2 separate regions of the Homo sapiens genome follow, and region 1 is linked to region 2. A link is a contact called in ENCODE Hi-C data. All regions are on one chromosome and are shown on one strand. Each heading gives the region's core, a stretch centred on a gene start or an enhancer-like site at or near the end of the contact. The rest is flanking DNA. Distances are from core to core; before and after follow the strand shown. Region 1 overlaps LRBA (LPS responsive beige-like anchor protein). Region 2 has its middle 81 kb from the start of DCLK2.

Evidence for each region. A loop is a pair of places that touch in the nucleus more often than their neighbours do. Pooled maps may share reads with other maps.
Region 1: a loop to region 2 is called in a map of IMR-90, with 3 times the contacts of the local background. The contact joins two enhancer-like sites. A Hi-C loop is called at or near these places in 3 of 168 maps with a recorded cell type or tissue (A673, IMR-90 and chondrocyte) and 5 of 50 pooled maps.

The regions. Positions count from the first base shown.
Region 1 is chr4:150,278,607-150,282,049 of GRCh38, reverse strand. All of the region lies in intron 55 of LRBA (LPS responsive beige-like anchor protein), which reads left to right. Among named protein-coding and RNA genes, the nearest start is that of DCLK2, 200 kb to the right of the region's middle. Within about 2 kb of position 1,914, at least 3 of the 41 ENCODE cell types and tissues checked have a DNase peak (open chromatin) inside an H3K27ac peak, as active enhancers do.
Region 2 is chr4:149,995,837-149,999,309 of GRCh38, reverse strand. No RefSeq gene overlaps it. Among named protein-coding and RNA genes, the nearest start is that of DCLK2, 81 kb to the left of the region's middle. Within about 2 kb of position 1,254, at least 3 of the 41 ENCODE cell types and tissues checked have a DNase peak (open chromatin) inside an H3K27ac peak, as active enhancers do.

The sequences.
Region 1 (3,443 bases), core at 665-3,164, 280 kb before region 2:
GCTTGGTGGTGGGAGCAGTAGGGATTATGACTATTTAGGTTTATTAATTTCAGCTATGACTTCTTTATGGACAACAAGACCAAAAACATGTTAAAGAAGCTGGGCTTCAAATTATGATATGAATTAGGCAGGCATTTTCTCCCACTGGGTCTACCCGAAATGGCACCGCCAGTGGACCTTCTGGGCTCTTGCTTCATCTCCAGGACAGGACTCCACAAGTATTAGACATTGAGAAAAAGAGTAAGAACTATTCTTTTCAGAGGCTAGTTTCTCAAGGTCCTTTGTTTCTTACCTCCAAACTCCTTGGTGAAGGTTAAAGTAAAATAAAGCTGGGGTGGTCCTCATTTTCCAGAATCAGGCTGGAGGGCGGGGCATGTGAGCTGTATACAATGAGGGGACCCAGGACATGTTGGGGGCAGGAGTAGGGTCACAGGGGCTTCTACCCTGGCGTTGGGCTAGCTCTGGATATTTCACTCATTGCTATTCTGACCTATGCAGCTTAGATGTCATAAATTCTCCCACTTTCCCAGATCTAGTCTGATCACCCCCTTCTCCTAAGTAAATACTGGTCTCAGGGAACAAAGCTCCTACATATAGGTTACATTGAGGAAATGAAGGACCCTTGCTGCTCTGTCTCCTGGGATTCATTTCTTGATTCAGTGGACGGCTTCCTTCTTGTCTCCACTGTTCTCTGCGGTCTCTCCATCACATTCTGCCGGCCTCCACGAGGCACGCACAGAGACACACTCGTACTCGCTTTTATTTTTCCCTACCTTCCCATAATGCTGCATTTAAACCAAGTACACATCAGAGGATTTTCTTTTCCTCTTTTCTTTACAATAATAATGTGGATAATCTGTCACTTTGAGTTGCGATTATATTGTCAGCTACGCTAATAAATCTGTAAAATAATTTGAGATCCCTGGCTGACTGAAGCAATTTCTGTGGCATTTCAGTTAGTACCAGGGGCTCTGGGAAGTTCCTTGAGGCAGCAGTGGGAGGCTTTCTGCAGACCATTCATACACACATGCTTCTCCTCTCTGCCCTGTAGCCATTGCTTTTTCCCTCTTTAATATTTCCCACTGGATTTTAGGCTTAAACAATCCATTGCCTTTTTCCCAGCACTCCTGCACTTTATCATGCTAACTTGCAAGTGGCAACTGTGTGATTAAAGCGAGCTTGCCTAAAATGAGCAATACCTGCCCACAGCTCCAGAGACTGATACTTTCACAGCTCACTACCTCGGGAGGCGAGGAAGGAAGCCACAGGCTGGGAATCCAAGACACCACAGGGCAGAATCTCCAGCTCCTTCCTCAATCTGAGCCCATATAAGGAATGGACACCATGGAAACAAATTAGTCATCAGCTCAGACCAGAAATTAAGTTTCTGTGAAATACCAAGAACCCTGCAGGCAGGCAGCCTGGGGAAGCTCTGCACTTCCCACCTATTTTTATTTTAGATGCCAGATTGCTCTGTGGCATTTTGGTTAGCAGCATATCACAGTCCATCAACTAGACAGTGTTGAGATGTCTTTATGAATAGCTGATATTTAAGGAGGCAGCCTGTACAGAGCAGCAAAGTTATTTTGTCCTAAACAAGGGAGAACCACCATTCACCCAGGGGAATGCATTTGTTTTCCCTTCCTGAGGCTGTTTTAGAATGTGGTCATCCCCAGCAGATTGCTGTGGCCTGCTACTACCTCCTTAAAACCCGTGCAGCCACGGCATTGTCCAGAGCACTCAGGATTTCAGGGGATGAGATTAACATGTGTCTGGGGCCCTCTGAAAACCTCTAGTCACAACCCAACCTGGATGCGGAGGCGGCCTGTCAGAATTTGAGTGGGAGATCAGGTGCTGCTTGCTAAATGTTACCCTGGCTCTTGCCGCCAGAGGAATTTGGCCTCTCCTGAAAGAGGCCAGCGAAATCTTTTTTCACCTTGGGAGGCATCTGATTCATTAAAATGTTTTGAATGCTGATGACTGTATAGTCCCTAAAGCCCAGGTTTTACTTAATTTCAGATGGAAGCAGGATTAGAGATTCTTTACTAGAACAAAGAATTAAAGATCAGTGGTTTTGTTTTAGTATAACACTTATCCAGTAAAAAGCTTCAAGTATCAAATTCAAATGAACTACAACCATAAGGTTAATGGATTTTCATCAGCTGAATTTTATAAGTGTAGCAAATAATTGTTTGTCCTAGTCTCCACTGCAGTTCCCAGACACCCCTAGAGATTGCCATTTGTGAAATGAGTGGGGGAAAAGGATACTGATTTTTGCTCATCTTGAAAATATCTTAATATCTGTGTTAACAAAACTTAGAGAATATGTAACTAACTGTCTTCCACACATGGGTTTTTATTTCCTAGATGTGTTTTTGTGTTCTTGAGAATAAGCTGTATTTAAGGGACTACTAAAAGTTGGCATTTGGGTGAATGTGAAATAAATGGCTAAGAAAGTCTTTGCCTTTCTATGATTTTTTAAAAGATATGTCAAACAGTGAAGACTTAAGGCAGCTATGCTAGAACTGAATGTAGAACAGTGTCAATGTATCAGAAATTAGGTTTTTTTCTTTCTGGCTTGCCAGCACAATCTGTATTCCCCTGTGTCCAGGTGGACATGCGATTACAGGTGTTTGTAGTGGCTTTAAAACTCTGATGCCATCCACTAAAGAAAGGAAATTTGTATCTTAATAAGCTAAGAAAGCAAGGCTTGGAGGTACCAGGCAGGAGGAGAGGAAGGGGTAATAGGATTGGCTTTTGGAGGAGGGAGGGACAATTAGGAGTAATCACACTTTTTCTATAAATGGACAGAAAGTAAATATTTTCAGCTTTGAGGGTTCTGCATTCTCTGCTGCAACTACCTGTGAAAGCAGTCATAAACAAATAATAGGTGTGGCGATGTTCTGGTAAAACCTTATTTATGGAAGGCCAGGCGCAGTGGTTCTCGCCTGTAATCCCAGCACTTTGGGAGTCCGAGCGGGTGGATCACTTGAGGTCAGGAGTTCAAGACCAGCCTGACCAACATGGTGAAACCCCGTCTCTACTAAAAATACAAAAGTTAGACGGGTGTTGTGGTGGGCACCTGTAATCCCAACTGCTCAGGAGGTTGAGGTATGAGAATCACTTGAACCTGAGAGGTGGAGATTGTAGTGAGCTGAGACTGCGCCACTGCACTCCAGCCTGGGTGACAGAGCAAGACCCTGTCTCGAGGGGGGAAAAAAAAAAACCTGTTTATGGGGATTCAAATTTGGAATTCATATAAATATTCATGTGTCATGAAAAATTCAAGCATTAAAAAATGTTAAACAATTATATGAAACAGGCAGTGGGCTGCACTTGGCCCGCAGGCTTTCATTCATGGATGCCCATTTTACAGGATCAAAGAGCAAATTCTGAGCCTGTACTGTCTGTTCAGCGCTAGTAGGAAAGGACAGAGGGGCACA
Region 2 (3,473 bases), core at 5-2,504:
AAAGCAGCTTTGTGTATAGAATTCTCATTGACGTTATCAAGAATAGCTATTGTGGAGGAAACAGTTGGAACCCAGGTTCTGAAAGTATTTGATCAGAAGTTCTGCAAATCAACAAAACCTTTTTCCTATCATAAAAATAAAACCGATTTTTAAAATACATATTCATGGGTAATCACAAAACCTGCAATGCTCCTTTTCTCTGGTAAGACAATATCTTCTTTTTGCACAGCACTTTTTAATAATCTGTATGCTGTTGTACATTATGTGAATAAACAATAATATCTGAAGACACAAACAGTGTTGGATAGTGGTAACACTGTTACGCAGCAGGTGATTTTGTGTTGCAAGCACGAAGGAACAATTTTCTTATTTCTTATTTCTTTTTTTTTTTCGAGACAGAGTCTTGCTGTGTTGCCCAGGCTGGAGTGCAGTGGCATGATCTCAGCTCACCGCAACCTCTGCCTCCCAGGCTCAAGGGATTCTTGTGGCTCAGCCTCCCAAGTAGCTGGGAATACAGGTGTGCGCCACCAAGCCCGGTTACTTTTTGTATTTTTTGTAGAGATGGGGTTTCACCATATTGGCCAGGCTGGTCTTGAACTCCTGGCCTCAAGTTATCTGCCTGCCTCGGCCTCCCACAGTGCTGGGATTACAGATGTGAACCACCAGGCCAGCCAGAACAACTTTCAATTTTTACTCTAAACAGAAAGGAAGTGTCTCTTCCAATGGAATAAAGGTCAAAACCCTCTTTTGATAGCCATAAAATCATAGAGCAAAAGCCACCAATGTTTTTCTTAATATTTCACATAGTAAATATTTCAGATTTTGCAGGCCATAAGACCTCTATCACAACTACTCAGCTCTGAAGTTGTGGTTTGAAAGCAGCCATAGACAACTTGTAAACAAGAGAGGATGGCTGTGTTCCAATAAAACTTTACAAAAACAGGTAGTGGGCTGGATTTGGCCTTGGGCTGTAACTGCCAACTCCTGGCACAGATCACTGAGTATGCAGCTTCAGAACGGAGAACTGCTCTTACAGGGACAACCAGAAAACTTGCTCCAGAAAGACATGCAGAGCTACAGAACCTGGCATGGAAGTAGAGGGAAGCAGGACTTTCAGGGACAATGATTCAGTAGCTATGAGACTGCAGTGTGAGAGAGTAAATGAGCAAAGACTAAGATACTACTGGATTCAAAACTGCAAATGACACAGATGAGCAAACATGGAAGGCAGTGCCTGATGAGTCAGCAACAACAAAGTGTTAACAGAGAGCTAGTGTTCAAATAAGATGAAACGCTCACACCTCTGTAGGAGTGAGGAATACAAGGCTTCCTTATTGTTGGTCTCTAGGGTCAGCCTCATGTTCCTGGAGACACTGCCACTGTGCTGTCTCCTGTGTGGAGTGTGGGCGTAGACAGTGAACACGTGAGCAAGTGAATGTGTAATATAGCCACTTTGAATCATTTTATCTGGATGAACCCTTCAAATAATTTTCATGTCTCAGGGAAACTGCACAAAAATTTTCATATCTGCAGCTCGTGGTGCTTTAGCAGGGTCAGTAATTTGTAGGTATGATAATCCAAGAATGATTGTCAATGGTCTTTTGAATAGAGAATGCAGTTTTCCTGGGGATCCATTTATTTTGGCCAACCTATTAACCTACTCATTTTGTTTGTTCCCCCTCTCCACCAAGCATATAAACCCCACAAAGCAAATCAGTAGTTGTAGGTAGATGACACTCAGTTTTTCTTTCCTGTTAAAAAAAATTACCTGTTTGATTGTGTGTGTGTACATGTGTGTATGTGTGTGCTTTCACCTTATCCAATTAGGCCTATGTATTTGTTTCCAATTGCTGCTGTAACAAATTACCACAAACTTAGTAACTTAAAACAACCCTAATTTATTATTGTGCTATTCCGGAGACTAGAAAATCAAAATGGGTTAGTAGGGCTGCATTCTTCTGGAGGCTGCAGAGAAGAATCAATTTCCTTGCCTTTCCCAGCTTCTAGAGGCTGCCTGCATTCCTTGGCAGTGGACTCTTCCTCCATCTTCAAATCTTGCATCTTAACATCTTCAAATCATTCTCTCTCCCTCTCTTCCAACCCCAGCTTTTCTGCTCTTTCCTATAACAACCCTTGTGATTACATTAGGCTCACCTGGACAATCTGAGCTACTCTTTATATTTTAAGACCCTAAATTCAAATCAATCTGTTAACTCTCTTTTGCCTTGTAAGATAACATATTAATAGATTCCAGGCATTAAGATGTGGACAACTTTGGGGGCCATTATTCAGCCTACCACAGCCTAAAAGTTTTATCACAAATTTTTATGGGACAAAAAACTGATATGGTGTGTACAAGAGTAGTTTCTTCTTATTTAGAGAAAAAATGACTTTTCAGCAAAACTTTTTCTTTCATTCTTTTTTTTTTTTTGAGACAGGGTCTCACTCTGTCACCCAGACTGGAGTGCAGAGGCGCGATCAAGGCTCACTACAATCTCTGCCTCCCAGACTCAAGGGATTCTCCTGCCTCAGCTTCTGGAGTAGTGGGGATTAAAGTCATGTGCCACTACCGCCTGGCTAATTTTTGTATTTTTAGTAGAGATGGGGTTTTACCATGTTGGCCAGGCTGGTCTTGAACTCCTGACCTCAAATGACCCACCCACCTAGGCCTCCCAAAGTGCTGGGACTACAGGTGAGCCACCGTGCCTGGCTGAAACTTTCTTGAAAAATATAGGCAGTTAAGTTTAGATTACTTTACTTAAAATTAATTTCTTTCCATTCATAAATTTTTAAAGCTCATGAGACAAACGTAATAAATTTCTGCTAAATATCTGTCTTAAGCCAAAATGGGATTTAATTTCCTAAAGGTAGACTGTGTAGACTTAATTTAAATACAAGCTGTAAATTAATTTTAATTAATGTTTTCAACTTGAACATTGATGATGTTGAATAGTAAAGCGCCTAAAGCCATAACCCAAACAATATGAATAAAATATAGTCTAAGACAGTTTTAGTCAGGATTTTGAAGAAATAATTTGCTACTGATTGACATGATCAGGCTTAAATATAGTTACAAAATTATTACAAACGTATAGAGTTACAAAATTATTATACACATGTTGGTTTTGTGGTTTCTTTTATAGGTCTGTATATGTACAAAGCATTATTTTTGAAAACAAAAGCAAAGAATGATATGTACCTCTTTAATATGATACTTGTAAAAATGTGATACTTACGTTTGAGTATTTGCTGCATAATCAATTCACTGTTGAGATAAGCATACAAATTTTGTTTTTGAATGAAATGAGATTATTTTTATCCTTGCTCTTGACATTTGTTTTCTTTTTGTATTAGCCTGCCCTTGCATTACTGTAAAGAAATACCTGAGGTTGGGTAATTTATAAAGAAAAGAGGTTTAATTGTCTCACAGTTGTGCAGGCTGTACAAGCATGACTCTAGCATCTACTTCTGGT